2 separate regions of the Homo sapiens genome follow, and region 2 is linked to region 1. Evidence: chromatin loops called from intact Hi-C (ENCODE). Cell type or tissue: Caco-2. All regions are shown on one strand. Links, peaks and the distances in the headings refer to the core of each region. The heading gives the core; the rest is flanking DNA.

Region 1 (8,336 bases), core at 123-8,122:
ATCACACCACTGCACTCCAGCCTGGGCAACAGAGTGGGACTCTGTCTCTAAATAAATAAATAAATGCCAAACAACAGCCCTAAGTTATAATTATTTCACTCATGATAGAGAATTTACTCTCAAAACTACTTAAGTTTCTACAATGTTTACCTTGAAAAAGCACTAACTCAAACCAAAAATTTTTTTTTTCTTTTGAGACAAGAGTATCGCTCCGTCGCCCAGGCTGGAGTGCAGTGGCATGATCTCGGCTCACTGCAATCTCTGCCTCCTGGGTTCAAGCGTGATTCTCCTGCCTTAACCTCCTGAGTAGCTGGGATTACAAACAACCACCACCAGGCCCGAATAATTTTTTTTTTTCGTATTTTTAGTAGAGACACAGTTTCACCATGTTGGCCAGGCTGGTCTCAAACTCCTCCACCTCCCTCAGCCTCCCAAAGTGCTGGGCTTACAAGCTTGAGCCACCACGCCCAGCCCAAAATGTTTTTAAACAATTATTTGTTGGCATTTACCAAATCATATTTACAAATGTGAAAATGATAAGAGATCTAAATTTTAAATACAGTCTGCAGAAACATTTCCAAAACTAGCATATACCAACTTTGTAAGAAAAATATTCTTTTCCATTTGACAATGTCCTTTTTATCTTCACTTCCTTAAACACAATTCATAATAGATTCATTTTTAAGAGACAGGGGTCTCACTCTGTCTCCCAAGCTGGTGTGCACTGGCACAATCCCAGCACACTACAGCCTCCACTCAAACGATCCTCTCGCCTCAGCCTCCTGGGTAGTTGGGACTACAGGCGCCCACCACCATGCTCAGCTAATGGCAATATGTTCTTAAAGAACATATTAAAGAACAAATTAAGTACAAATGATTTTCCAGTATTATTTTTTAGTTTATTAAAAAGTATTTCCTATAAAGCAAGTAAAAATGTAAGCGGGAAAAACAGGCAAGTCAGAAAAAGACAGATTAGTATTTAGGCAAGCTTTTAGTGTTTTAATTAAAAGACAAAATATTCTCAAACAAAAGACATGACATGTAGCCACTAGAAAAAATTAATAAACCAGTAGCACCACTGAAAAAGAAAAAATAGCCAAGAATATATAGAACTTCAAAATTGTTCTATTATAAAGGAAAAAAGCTGATAATTACTTACAGGCGAAGAAATCAGTTAATAATATATAGCAACGAACTATTATTGCTGAAGTCACCTAAAGATTTCGCAAGATGACCACAGTAACACATGCAAGAAATTTCCCTCATGCTTTCAGTAAAGTTGTAATCTAAATGTTCAGTTGCAATGGGTAAAACCATATTCACAAATATGGCATTAAACCTATCATTTCATTAAATACTCTTTATTAGCCAAAATGTTTCTATATTTCAATGTCTCCATTTAACTATCAAGAATGTAATTTTATCTAAAAAGGCAAAAAAAAATTCTATTAAGTAGATGTGCTACAAATTTAGCAACAACAAATCCACTTACTTTTTTCTCTTTCTCATGATGTTTATCCTGAGAGTGAGAGGAAGAATCACTTAAACTTTGATCATATGACCTATTAGATCCCCGTTTGCTCTTTTTCTAAAAAAGAAAATATATATACATATATGTATATGTATATAAAACTTTTTAAACAAATCTTTTTGTTAGGCTTAAACCAATTCAACTATAAAGTATTTTTAATGTCTACTGAAATTTTTAAGTCTATTTCAATCTATATAATCCAGTTTAGACACCATTCATATATCATCCATTGCATTATAAAAGAAAATCTAAACATTAATGCCATATTTTTGTAAATTAATTAAAATGTGTGAAAACAGATCATCTATTTTCAAATAAGCTACTATATATTTTCAACATCAGCTTAAAAATAAAAAGTTTCAATACAAAGAGAAAATGCCGTATTAAAAAAGGGTGCCAAGACTAGAAGAATAGAAAGGTAAATATTTGAAGTGTTACTTTATGCCACTAGGAAAAGCAAAAAGACTTTTAATCTTATACCATCAGTATTAAGGTATACAGTTTTCTAAAAATTTATCTCTGCAGTTCAATAAATAATTCCTGCACATTTTATTTGATAGAGCAAATAAAGAAAAAAATTAAAAAATTAAAGGAAATGTCAGTATTAGACTCATGCACTTTTCAAAGCATTACTAAAAAGCATCACACATTTCTGTTTAAAACACTTGTACCATTGCATAATTAAGTATGAAGGTGAGAGTTATTTGAGGTGTTTAAAAGTTGGTACCACATCGAATTGGTGTAAACTAGATAAAAATGACTATAAAGAAGTTCAAATTCCATGCAAATGTAAAGATTATACAATCTTATTAAATTATTAAACAGATATTTTTCCCAACTATCAAATGGGATAACATCATGTCTATAATTAGCAATAAGAAAATTCTATTTGCACAAACTTCAAAATCCATTTTTTTATTTATATCATCTCTCATTTAGAAAATGAGTATTTCAATATGCTTATTACACCTAGGAAGAAAAATTTTCAATTTTATAATCTCAAAATTTTTGTTAAGTCATTAAAATAAAGCATTCAGCATCAAAGGATACACAGATACACACTCTTAAGTAATTCGTATACAAGAACCAAAATATTAGAGGCCTAAACTGCTCATTTCATAAAACAGGGGCCCCTTGTAGTATTTATTTTCAAAAGAAATAGCCCCATTCACAAGGGAAATATAATAATTTAAAAATTAGAAACCAAAAGAAAAATAAAGAAGCCTTAAACCTTCAGTGTATTAATATCTACCATTAAAAAGAATGAGAAGTAGATACTCGGGACTTCAGGCATACTGACCCTTCAAAGGAACATGGATACAAATATGTAACACCCAATCAAATGTTACTAACTCAATCACCATGATCCTGTGTGACAGCAAATAGTGACCAAATCTAAAGAATTCCCAAAGTTGTATTTAAATATATTTTTCTGAAGGTTTTTAAGCAAGTTACAAAACAGCCTTACTTCAGTTTTACTATTTCCCAGTAAATAAAAATGAAAATAAATAAATGGGTAATAGTAATTAAGCAGAAAATGAGAAACAAAGTGATAATCACAAAATGTAAAATTGGCACCAAAAATCCAATTAACTAAAGACCTTAAAAATATAAAGTTTCCTACAGATTAATTTTTTCACTAAATGTATACCAACATTCACTATCAATATTTATATATTTTCTTTTTTTTTTTCTTTTTTTTTTTTTTTTTGAGACGGAGTCTCACTCTTGTTTCCCAGGCTGGAGTGTAATGGCAGGATCTCGGCTCACTGCAACCTCCACCTCCTGGGTTCAAGCAATTCTCCTGCCTCAGCGTCCCAAGCAGCTGGGATTACAGGCATGCACCAGCACACCCCGCTAATTTTGTATTTTTAATAGAGACGAGGTTTCCCCATGCTGGTCAGGCTGGTCTCCAATTCCCAACCTCAGGTGATCCACCCGCCTCGGCCTCCCAAAGTGCTGGGATTACAGGTGTGAGCCACAACACCCGGCCTAATATTAATATATATTCTAAATGAGAGTACTTTAGAATATTCACCTTTACAAATACACCGAAGCAAGCAAAATCTTTTAAAATTACTATTAACAGATCTATTTACTTCCAATAAAGAACATGCTAAACACAATCTCCAGCCAAAAACTCAAGGAAAAAGGAACTGTTATATGCTTTTTTTAATAAAACAGTGTCATTCTATTGTCAAAACTAATCATAATCATTTCATTAAATCCAAGAGAAATTCTTACCAGCTTACTAAAATGGTATTTACAGTAGCCACAGTATTGGACATTATCGGCACCATTACCTTCTTCTTCACAAAGCAGTCCGGCAAACTGAGCGCTGAAAATAAAAGCCAAGTATATTTATTGATATACTAAAATCACAGTACCTGTATATATAAGCAAATAAAATTTACTTCCAATCATTCATGCTCTGAGAAAATAACATCTCCTAAGAAAAAAATGAGAAAATAAAAAGCTTTATTCTAGCTGTGACCAAGTGTATTTCACCCCAACCTGCAACTGATCTTTTTTTAAAGTTATGTTTATGGCTTAAAACAAACTCTTCACACATCTCATATTAGGATGAAGATGTACACATGTTTTATGTCTCCAAATAGATATTAAGTTTAAGATACATTCTCTTCCCCCTCAATCCCACCCCATCAGTTAACACTTCATTTTACTTTTTCAATCTGTCACAGGTACAAATGGAAAGGCCATGCCTCTAAAGGGCCGAAGTGATGGTATTTAGCCCATGGATGCAGATTACATAACCTTACAAGGAAAACATGCATTCACTCAAGACTAAATTTGCAACTCTAAGTGCTTTAAGTCACAGCACAATAAGCGAGATAAACATAAATTGTGCTTTTCAGTAAAAAGCAATGGAAGAAATGAAAATGAAACCTAATGTTACAATATTCTTTTTTTTTTTTTTTTTTTGAAAAAAAAAAACAGGGTTTCGTTCTGTCACCCAGGCTGGAGTGCAGTGGTGCAATGAAAGCTCACTGCAGCCTTAACCTCCTGGGCTCAGGCAATCCTCCCACCTCAGCCTCCCAAATAGCTGGGACTACAGGAGTACACCATCACACCTGGCTAATTTTGTTTTTATTTTTAGTAGAGATGAGGTGTCTTGCTATGTTGCCCAGACTGCTCTTTAACTCAAGCGATCCTCCCACCTTGGCCTCCTAAAGTGCTGGGATTACAGGCATAGCCACTGCACCCAGCTAATATTCGTTTTGTTTGTTTTTTGTTTTTTTTTTTAGATGGAGCCTCATTCTGTCACCCAGGCCAGAGTACAGTGGCATGATCTCAGCTCACTGCAACCTCGGCCTTCTGGGGCTCAAGCAATGCTCCCATCTCAGCCTCCCGAGTAGCTGGGATTACAGGCATGCTTCACCATGCCCGGCTAATTTCTTCATATTTGTAGTAGAGATGGGGTTTTACCACCTTGCCCAGGGTGGCTCTGAACTCCTGAGCTCAGGCAATCTGCCCACCTCTGTCTCTCAAAGTGCTGGGGATTACAGGCGTAAGCCACAGTGCCTAGCATATTCATTTTTAAAAACACAAAACGCTGAAGTTTCTAATCACCATCTTTTCAATTTGACCTTTCACACTTTTAACATTCCAAAATTATATTAGTATACAGATCTCATACCCCAAAAACTACTTTCATCTTTGAGAAATTTGGTACAGTCATTACGAGAATTTATAAAAGTCAAAAACCGTTTTCCATTTCACAATAGTAGTATAAAACAGATTTCATATAACTACACACTAAAAACTCAGGAAATGAGCATGTACTTACACTGGCAGTGAAGCATAGACTGATTCTTAAAATTAGTGCACAGATTATTCCCAAACTTTTTATTTGGAACTGTTACCTATTATGTAAAATATATTGTTGTAAATAATTTTTGCCCTTGAAATTTTGTTGCTGAAAGAATATCTTTTTTTTTTTTTTTTTTTTTTTTTTGAGACAGAGTCTTGGTTTGTCGCCAGGCTGGAGTTCAATGGCGCAATCTCGGTTCACTGCAAACTCCACCTCCCAGGTTTAAGCGATTCTCTTGCCTCAGCTTTCCAAGTAGCTAGGATTGCAGGCATGTGCCACCACACCTGGCTAATTTTTGTGTTTTTAGTAGAGACACGGTTTTGCCATGTTGGCCAGGCTGGTCTGGACCTCCTGACCTCAGGTGATCCACCCACCTCGGCCTCCCAAAGTGCTGGGATTACAGGTGTGGGCCACTGCACCCGGCATGAAAGAGTATCTTAAATAAGTTTTTGTGAAGTCGCCATTGTAATATTGAGAATGACAGTGGTTACACTACTTCTCACTTGAGACACAGAAGGTAAGGAAGTACTATCATTCACCGAATCCTTGTATTCAGACACTGCACTAAGCTTACCTAGATTAGCTCATTTAATCATAATAACAAATCGAAGGATAGGTAATCAATACCAAAATTTTAAACAAGACGAAACTGAAGCTTACAGAGAATAAAACATCAGAACCAGAGTCCACTTATTGCAAAATCACTCTGGTAAATACATTCAGTTATTAAAATTATCTTTATTACAAATAAGTAAATGTGAACATAGAAACTATACCAATAAAGTTTACCATAATTAATGTTTGAGTATCTAAGTCTTTAACTTATGATTGTTACACAAGGTATTTACCAAGTTCAGTTCTGTGCAACAATGGAAACATCCTTACCATGTTACATGGAAAGCCTGTCGACATCCATGTTTATTACATGTCATGCAAGCACCAGTGGCTGCTTTGCTTTCTCTTCCTTGTTCATCACAAATGTAGCAAGTCTTGGGGTTAAAAAAAAAAAAGACAAAAATCATACATGTTCTTAACATGAATCAGAATTTTACAATTATCTTCAGAAATGAAGATCAGGTATACTAAGTAACCTATCTTAACTCAAAATATGAATTCATTTTGGACAATAATCTAATTTTTGCATACAATACAAACAGAAAAATATAAACAAAGACATACAAATAGTCCTATTAAAAAAATTCACAAAGGCATTATCTTCATCAGTCTCACAAACTTTGCAAGACAGGAAGACTCTTCCCAGGCACTGAGGCTGGCGGGCCAGGACACAATCTACCACACCTCTTCTTCCCAACACCTTGTCATCAAGACTGATTCCTGTAACAAGGGTGTAAAAACAATGTTTATCTTTCCCCTCTGCAGGAAATAATCATATCTAAGAGGGTTTGAAACAGGGTATTGGGACCTAAGAGACAAATAACAGCCCTACACGAATTAGCAACGTTTAGGTCATTCATTTCCACTGTCTGTGAGGAATCCTATACGGGTAGGCTGTCATTCAGCCCCACCAAGCTGACATATGTGGGCTACAGAAGAAGATACTTTAGCTAAGTAGGTCAGAAATGCCCAAGAGATACAAAGCCAATGAACACCCCGAGAAACTTTGACTGACATCTTCCATTTTCCATGTGCAAGTAACTAATACGCAATATTAACTTTTCACAGCTCAAAATCATGGCTGGTCATGTGACAGAAGACTGAACTGCAAAAACAACAATCTGTAAGTATCGGTGTATAATGAATAAAATCAGCAGACTCCAAGTTGAGGATACAAAAAGTTATGTCTAACTACATATAATCAGGTGATACATGTTGAAAAAGAAACTAATTTCTAAATAGTAATAAAGCATAACCTAGCCCAACTTCAACACAACCAAATGGTTTCATTCACTTTGCACTGTGGTGCCAAATAACACCATGCAACAATATTTACAAGGACACAGAAAAAAAAAAAAACTAATTATCTAACTAGGTACATGATTTCAACTCCTCTATTGAAAACCTAGGATTCTCTGGGCGTGGTGGCTCACACCTGTAATCCCAGCACTTTGGGAGGCCGAGATGGGTGGATCACCTGAGGTCAGGAGTTCGAGACCAGCCTGGCCAACATGGTGAAACCCTGTCTGTACTAAAATTACAAAAAAAAAAAAAAAAAATAGCCGGGCATGGTGGCAGATGCCTGTAATCCCAGCTACTCAGGAGGCTGAGGCAGGAGAGTCGCTTGAACCAGGGAGGTGGAAGTTACAGTGAGCCAAGATCATGCCATTGCACTCCAGGCTGGGCAACAAGAGAGAAACTCCATCTCAAAAAAAGGAAAAAAAAAAAAAAAAAAAAGAGAAAAAAGAAAGAAAAACTAGGATTCAGACTCAACTGAATTACAAACATCATTTTATACCTCTAAAAAGTAAAATCCCAAATAACAACAAAACCTATCTAGACACACTGAATAAAAGTATTCCTAAGTACTAGTTACAATGGAAGAATTTAGCATGCATTTTTGCCTACAAATGATCAAAAAAATTTAAAAATAGAGCACATTGAAACAGTAACACTCTATATGGCAAAATTTGGGGAAAATATGCAAAAGAGGCCTCAAATACCTCAGTAACTTCCAAAGAGCTGACAGTGAATAGAAATCATTACTTAACCATCCCATAAAACTTAAAAATATGATAATTTTTATTTATAAAAAAAAAAAAAGAAGGGGGGTGAAACATCCAGAATGGGAGATCTCCTCCCCAGAGAAGTAACCATTTCACAGGTGAAAAACAGTCAAGTAGTCTCTGGAATTGTCCTACCGACATACAGAAAAAAATTTACCCAAGTAAATCTACTAAATCTCAATAATGACACTAAGAGTCTATAGCATTTAAGTCACAACTTGCTCCCAGCATCCCCACCCCAACAGCTCCCTATGACAGATGGTCCACTCTGGATGGTGTGGCCAAGAAGATG
Region 2 (8,336 bases), core at 84-8,083, 58 kb after region 1:
ATTTTGGCAGTTCCTCAAAAGGCCAAACAGGCCAGGCGTGGTGGCTCAAATCCCAGCACTTTGGGAGGCCCAGCCCGGGCAGATCACCTGAGGTAGAGAGTTCGAGACCAGCCTGACCAACATGGAGAAACCCTGTCTCTACTAAAAATACAAAATTAGCCGGGTGTGGTGGCGCACGCCTGTAATCCCAGCTACTCAGGAGACTGAGGCAGGAGAATCACTTGAACCCGGAAGGCGGAGGATGCAGTGAGCCAAGATCACACCATTGCACTCCAGCGTGGGCAACAAGAGTGAAACTCCGTCTCAGGAAAAAAAAAGCCAAACGGAATTACCATGTGATCCAGCAACTTCATTCCTAATGTACACCCACCCGACCCAAAAAAAAAAGATTCAAACAGATGCTAGAATACCAGTGTTCAGCTCAGCATTATTCACAATAGCAAAAAGGTAGAAACAACCCAAGTTTCCATCAACAGATGAATGGATAAACAAAACACGGTATATACATAACAATGGATTATGTAGTATTCAGCTATAAACAAGATTCAAATTCTGGTACATGCTACAACATAGACGAACCTTGAAAACATTCAAAGTGAAATAAGCTACGTACAAAAGAACAAATATAAGATTCCACTTACATGAGTAGCTAAACTAGGCAACTTGAAAGAAAACAGAAGTTACCAGGGGCTATAGAGAGGGCGAAATGAGAGTTATGCTTACAAGGTACAGAATTTCTCTTTGGAATTAGTTCTGGAAATATATACTGCTGACGGTTATAAACACTGTGAATGTACTTAATGCCACTAAACTGTATACATAAAAATGGTTAAAATGGTATATTTTGTATTATGTGTATTTTACCACAATGAATATGGAAAATCTGAATAATCAGATTACCATGTTCATGGATTCAAAAATTCAAAACTATATATAAAGATGTCCATTCTTGCCAAGCGCAGTGGCTCATGCCTGTAATCCCAGCACTTTGTGAGGCCAAGGCGGATCACAAGGTCAGGAGTTCGAGACCAGCCTGGCCAACATAGTGAAACCCCTTCTCTACTACAAATACAAAAATTAGTCAGGCGTGGTGGCGGATGCCTGTAGTCCCAGCTTCCTGGGAGGCTGAGGCAGGAGAATCACTTGAATCCAGGAGTCGGAGGCTGCAGTGAGCCAAGATTGTACCACTGCACTCCAGCCTGGGCGACACAGCAAGATTCTGTCTCAAAAAGAAAGAAGAAGTCCATTCTCCCCAAACTGATATACACAATCAATGCAAACTCAAACAAAACACTAGCAACATTTTTGTGGAACATTATGGTTCAAAATATTTATCAAATGCAAAGAGCTAAGAAGTGGCAAGATACTTAAAACAACAACAAAAAAGGAACACAATATAGAAGGACTAATTCTTTCTGGTATCTTGTATCCAGAGTTATTATTAATATGAAGCTATAGTAATTTTAAAACTGTGGTTCTCGCACAAAGGCACATAAAAAGAACACAAAGTTCAGAAAGAAATGCATACAAATATTAACAGCTGATTTATGACATAGTGCCACTGTGGAACTGAGAGGAATAGTGTCAAAACAAATAGATGTCTCTACTTAAAATTTAAAAAAATAAAAATTTTTTGAAAAGAGGTTGGGCACAATGACTCATGCCTGTAATCCCAGCACCTTGGGAGGCCAAGGAGGGAGGACTGCGTGAGGCCAGGAGTTCAAGACCAGCCTGGGCAACATAGCAAAACCCCACCTCTATTCTTTAATTAAAAATTAAAAAAAAAAAAGAAGAAGAAACTTGCTCAGTCATATATTTAGTTCATCTGACTCCAAAGCCCATGATCATATTTTGATTTTTTTCTTTTTTCTTAGAGATAGGGTCTCCTCTGTCACCCAGGCTGGAGTAGAGTGGCAGGATCATGATCATAGCTCACTGCACCCTTAAAGAGTGAATGAATAGGAGTTTATGTTATTTTAGGATATTTAATATACTTAAACCTAAAATTTTTAGAAAAGGATTTGAGGCAGTCTACAATAAAGGACAAGTATTATAACAATTAAAAAAAGAAAAATAAGGCCAAGCACAGTGGCTCACGCCTGTAGTCCCAGCACTTTGGGAGGTCGAGGTGGGTGGATCACCGGAGGTCAGTAGTTCGAGACGAGCCTGGCCAACATGGCAAAACCCCATCTCTACTAAAAATACAAAAAATTAGCTGGACGTGGTGGCAGGCACCTGTAATCCCAGCTACTTGGGAGGCTGAGGCCAGAGAATTGCTTGAACCCGGGAGGCAGGGGTTGCAGTGAGCCCAGATCGCACCACTGTACTCCAGCCTGGGCAAAAGAGCGAGACTCTGTCTCCAAAAAAAAAAAAAAAAAAGAAAAAAAAAAAGAAAAATAATAAAAGCCAGTATGATAGACATCTATTGTTTTTCTGCTTCATAAGCATCCCCCTTGTTTTGCAAACAGCACCCACCCCCCTGCATTATGGAAACTGCTCTTACCCCTGACTCCAACTATGTAGTTCTAGTGAGGGTTGCCATTCACAGTACCCTCCCCACTCCAGCCACAGAGATGATGGGCACATGATCCAAGACAGGCCAATCAGAGTCCTTTCCAGGATTCTTCTAGAGAGCCCCTTCTTCTGGTAAAAGGGGCTGGAAACAAGAGCTGCCAGCAGTCATGGTTCCAGCCTCATGAAGTAGAGTCTGTAGTATGAGAGAATGAAATCAACACGCAGAGAAACAGAGATAAGAGGTGAAGTCCTAAACCCCACGGAAGGAGAAAGAGGGAACAAATATACTAATAATGATATTAATATAGCTGATGTAACTAAAGACCAGATTTGGTTCTAGGCTGCCTGGTAACCAGGACAAAAAGACAAACAGAATGTATTTCACAGATCTATCAAAAAGGAGGAAATATACCAGATACGCAAGGGAGATAATTTTCCTGATGCTTTATTATTAAAAGAACTTCTTGTACGTGGATCTTTTATGTTAAGAGTCACTGAAGAACAAAATGGACAGTGTCCATGATGAAAGTGTTATATCAAATACAGATTTCATAAACTATTACTTATAATAACTGAGTTATAACTCAATCATTAAGCACAAGGGGAAAAATAACAACACAGTAGGCATTTGAAGAAGTGAATCAACTAGTTTTATTTTTTCAGGAAGTTTAACAGCGAAGAGGAAAAGACAAAAGGGCAAAAATGTAAATGGAAAGCAGAATTCATGAGATGATTCAAAAATGTTTGTGAGTTGAGTGGGAAAAAATCAAGTAAACAGGATAGACTGAAGACTAGTACTTGGTAAAACAAAACCCTGTAAGAAATATAAAAGACCACATCAGAAACACAAGTAGTTAATTCCACTTAAACACTACCACCTCTCCTTCTTGAAACGCCAAATGACAACTGAGATAAATGGCATAAAGCCATAAATATAAAAAAGAATATCCCTGGAAACTAGAAAGGACATATGACAAGTGGTAAATGACTGAGGACCGAAGAAAGCTGCTGTAGTAAGACAAGCCCAAAAGCAATGCATCAGAGCACCAGAAACTGGAGGAACGTTAGACACCAGGCATCGGGGGTGGGGAGATGCACATGCGCAGTGATGTTCTATGTATCCAGGAGTGACGTTTTCAGATGAGGCTAACCAACAGGAATTGCATACCATCTGAAAAGCAATCAAAACAATCCCTTATTCACTACATACTAACGCGTAACTGGCTCTCACCTGCCCTAGAAAACTGCAAAGCTTAATTTCCTAGAGAGGGTAAATGGAAGAAATCTACACTCAGAGACACCAGGAGCAGCTGAAGAAAAACAAGAATCATAAAAGTGTAATTCTAAATCCTCAAATTCCAACATCCATCTGGCTAAAGGAATATTGGTAACCAGGTTTGTCAACCCCAAACAGGTGATCATGATCAGATATATTTCTCTCTTACTAAGCTAAGAACCCCGCTAGATCACTTATGATGAAGTCTATCACTCAATAATGTCTGCTCACACAAAACTTCCAATCCACTCATTAAGAATTTGTCTTAAATTTGAGGCTGGGCACGGTGGCTCACACCTGTAATCCCAGCACTTTGGGAGGCCGAGGAGGGCGGACCACCCTGAGACCAGCCTGGCCAACATGGCGAAACCCCGTCTCTACTAAAAATACAAAAATTAGCCAGGTGTGGTGGCGCATGCCTGTAGTCCCAGCTACTCAGGAGGCGGAGGCAGGAGAATTGCCTGAACCCGGGAGGCGAAGGTTGCAGTGAGCCGAGATCGCACCATTGCACTCTGGCCTAGGCAACAGAGCGAGACTCCGTGTCCAAAAAAAAAAAGGGCCGTGCACAGTGGCTCACACCACTTGAAAAAGTGCTGTAATCCCAGCACTTTTGGAGACGGAGGCAGGTGGATCACCTGAGGTCGGGAGTTCGAGACCAGCCTGACCAACATGAAGAAACCCTGTTCCTACTAAAAATACAAAATTAGCTGGGCATCGTGGTGCATGCCTATAAACCCAGCTACTCAGGAGGCTGAGGCAGAAGAACCACTTGAACCCGGGAGGCAGAGGTTGTGGCGACCCAAGATCACACCAGCCTGGGCAACAAGAGTGAAACTCCCTCTCAAAAAAAAAAAAAAAAAAATTGTCTTACATTTGAATCAAGGCTGAGAATCACCAGATTTTTACATAAAGTCACTAACACGAAAGACAGGCCAAAACAGTACAAAAGAAGAGTTCAAGGAGCAGAAGAAAGTTTCGTAACTGAAACAAAACAAAAACCTCCAATTAAAGTATCAGCCAGGCATTGTGACTCACGCCTGTAATCCCAGCACTTTGGGAGGTGGAGGAGGGTGGATCACCTGAGGTCAGGAGTCTGAGACCAGCATGGCCAACATGGCAAAACCCAGTCTCTACTAAAAATACAAAAATTAGCCAGGCGTGGTGGCAGGCGCCTGTAATCCCAGCTACTGAGGAGGCTGAGAAGGGAGAATTGCTTGAATCCAGGAGGTGGGGACTGCAGTGAGCCAAGATCACACCACTGCACCGCAGCCTGGGTGACAGGCAAGACTCTGTCTCAAAAAAATAAAATTAAATTAAATTTAAATTAAAATAAATTGTATCCAAGAAACTTGAACAGAAGATTACAAAAATAAGGAGCAGCTGAGAGCATAAAGAGTCCTTAGAAATTAAAAAGTATGGCCGGGCACAGTGGCTCACGCCTGTAATCCCAGCACTTCGGGAGGCCAAGGCGGGTGGATCACCTGAGGTCAGGAGTTCGAGACCAGCCTGACCAACATGGTGAAACCCCGTCTCTACCTAAAATAGAAAATTAGCTGGGCATGGTGGCGTGCGCCTGTCATCCCAGGTACTCGGGAGGCTGAGGCCTGAGAATTGCTTGAACCCGGGTGGTAGGGGTTGCAGTGAGCCAAGATCGCACCAATGCACTCCAGCCTGGGAAACACGGCAAAACTCTGTCTAAAAAAAAAAAAGAAAGAAAGAAAGAAAAACAAACAAAGGAAGAAATTAGTATAACCATCTTGAAAAATTAAAGTGAAGGGGCCGGGCCCGGTGGCTCAGAGCCTGTAGTCCCAGCACTTTGGGAGGCCGAGGCGGGCAGATCACGAGGTCAGGAGATCGAGACCATCTTGGCCAACATGGTGAAACCTCATCTCTACCAAAATACAAAAAAAAAAAAAATTAGCCGGGCGTGGTGGTGCGTGTCTGTAATCCCAGCTACCTGGTAGGCTGAGGCAGGGGAATCACTTGAACCCGGAAGGCGGAGGTTGCAGTGAGCTGAGCTCACATCACTGCACTCTAGCCTGGGGTCAGAGCAAGACTCCATCTCAAAAAAAAAAAAAAAAATTTAAGTGAAGGAGGGCCAGGAGTAGTGGCACGCCCATAATCCCAACTCTATGGAAGGCTGAGAGAATCACTTTCAAGGTCAGCGTGGGCTACAATATCAAGATGCTGTCTCAAACAAACAAAAAAATTTTTAAGTGAAGAGTTGGAAGAGAAAGTGAGGAATCACCTCAGAAAATAGAGTAAAAAGAGTTAAAGAACTGAAACAGAAAATACAAAAATTATAGGATCAGATTAGAAAGTCTAACATCCAAAATTTTTTTTAAATACAGAAAAGGCAAACAAAGCAGAACTGAGGAAATTATCAAAGAAATAATTCAAAAACTTTCTCCCTGACCTAAACTCACATTCCAAAACAGGAGCTAACAAATCAAAAGGACCACTGTGTACCTAGTACAATGAGTATAAGCAAGCACACCATCGTGAGTATCAGAATAACCAGGTTAAAGAGAAAATACTAAATCCAGAAAGAACTACCACATACAAACGATTAAAAAGAAATCAGAATCGGCTGGGTGCAGCGGCTCATGCCTGTAATCCCAACATTTTGGGAGGCTGAGACGGGCAGATCACCTGTGTTCAGGAGTTCGAAACCAGCCTGGCCAACATGGTGAAACCTCATCTCTACTAAAAATACAAAAATTAGCCAGGCATGGTGGCGCATGCCTATAATCTCAGCTACTCGGGAGGCTGAGGCAAGAGAATTACTTGAACCCGGGAGGCAGAGTTTGCAGTGAGCCAAGATCACGTCACTGCACTTCAGCCTGGGCGACAGAGAGGCCCTGTCTGAAAAAAAAAAAAAGAAAAGGAAAAGGAAAAGAAATCAGAATTGCAGCTGGGTGTGGTGACTCATGTCTGTATCCCAACTCTTTAGGAGGCTGAGGCAGGTAGATCACTTGAGGCCAGGAGTTTGAGACCAGCCTGGCCAATATGGCGAAACCCCCATCTCTACTAAAAATACAAAACTGAGCTGGGCATAGTGGCACACGCCTGTAGTCTCAGCTACTCGGGAGGCTGAGGAAGGAAAATCTCTTGAACCCGGGATGCAGAGGTTGTAGTGAGCAGAGATCACACCACTGCACTCCAGCCCAGGTGACAGAGTGAGACTCCTTCTCAAAAAAAAAAAAAAAAAATTAGAACTGCTTTGGACTTGCTAACAGTAACACTGAAAGCTAAAAGGCAGTAGAGAAATATCTTCAAATTCTGACGGAAAATGATTTCCAACCAAGAATTCTATGTATTCTGTCAAACAATCAAGTAAGATAGCAATCCCATTTTATCAACCATGCAAAACCCTAATTTATTTCTCATGCGCCTTTTCCTATGAAGCTGCCAGAAGATGTGCCTTCTTAAATATAAAGAAACAGGGGAGTAGGGGGATAGAAAAACAGGGAATCCAATATAAGCAAGAAGAAAACTCCAAGATAATGGTGAAGGGATGTTCCTTAGGATGCTCCAGCAAGCCTAAGGAGCAAACAGACCAGATGGGAGCAAGCAGATGGTACCCAGAAGAAGGTCCCTGGTTTAAAAAGGAAAGGAAGGGGGAGGAAAGACAAGGGAAAGTAAAAGGGGAGAGAAGAAAGAGGGAGGAGGAAGGCGCAAGGAGGAACAGAGAAGAATAAAATCAAAGAGAGGAGAAAGAGGAGACGGAAAGAAGAGGAAGAAGAAAATAAACAGAAAAGAAGATAAAAGGAAGGAAAGGAAAAGTGAATCTATAAACGACCTAATACGATAACCATGCAGATTATTTAAGAAAGCAATGAGAGAGGCCGGGCATGGTGGCTCACGCCTGTAATCCTAGCACTTTGGGAGGCCGAGGCGGGTGGATCACCTGAGGTCAGGAGATCGAGACCAGCCTGGCCAACACGGTAAAGCCCCGTCTCTATTAAAAATACAAAAACTAGCCAGGCGTGGTGGCAGGCGCCTGTAATCCTTGCTACTCAGGAGGCTGAGGCAGGAGAATCGCTTGAACCCAGGAGGTGAAGGTTGCAGTGAGCTGAGATCACTGTCACTATACTCTGGCCTGGGTGACAAAAGCAAAACTCCATCTCAAAAAAAAAAAAAAAAAAAGCAATAAGAAGATATACAAAGATTTAGTCTTATAGTCTTAGAAGAAAAAAAACACAAGGAAAGCTGAAATACAGAACAAATATTAATCACAGAGGAAAAAAATAAAAATTAACACCAAAAAGTAATAACACTGCTGTATATTTTTGTCTTGGAAATTAGCAAAAACCAGGCAGGGTAGCTCACGCCTGTAGTCCCAGTACTTTGGGAGGCCAAGGCTGGAGGATCCCTTGAACCCAGGAGATCGAGACCAGCCTAGCAACATAGTGAGACCCCATCCGTACAAAAAATGTAGAAATTACACAGGCATGGCGGTGTGTACCTATAGTTCCAGCTACCTGAGAGGTTGAGGTGGGAGGATGACCTGAGGTCAGAAGCTCGAGACCAGCCTGGCCAACAT

Evidence for each region. Hi-C counts contacts between places; a loop is a spot of excess contacts. Peaks named below come from ENCODE experiments on the same cell type or tissue, not always from the same donor. Only the 100,000 strongest peaks of a DNase experiment are listed, where the experiment ranks them.
Region 2: it touches region 1 in a loop (6-fold over the local background); 2 of 110 quality-filtered maps call a loop at or near these places.

Annotation. Positions count from the first base shown.
Region 1 is chr10:21,610,364-21,618,699 of GRCh38, reverse strand. It overlaps MLLT10 (MLLT10 histone lysine methyltransferase DOT1L cofactor), which reads right to left. Exons shown (of 23, transcript NM_001195626.3): 6 at 6,249-6,352; 7 at 3,776-3,869; 8 at 1,493-1,588. Among named protein-coding and RNA genes, the nearest start is that of MLLT10, 80 kb to the right of the region's middle. In Caco-2, for the core only: no CTCF peak of the experiment used is centred there; no DNase peak of the experiment used is centred there.
Region 2 is chr10:21,551,992-21,560,327 of GRCh38, reverse strand. The region is part of intron 3 of MLLT10 (MLLT10 histone lysine methyltransferase DOT1L cofactor); the gene reads right to left. Among named protein-coding and RNA genes, the nearest start is that of MLLT10, 22 kb to the right of the region's middle. RefSeq lists an enhancer at 4,257-4,839. In Caco-2, for the core only: no CTCF peak of the experiment used is centred there; a DNase peak (open chromatin) is centred at 4,877.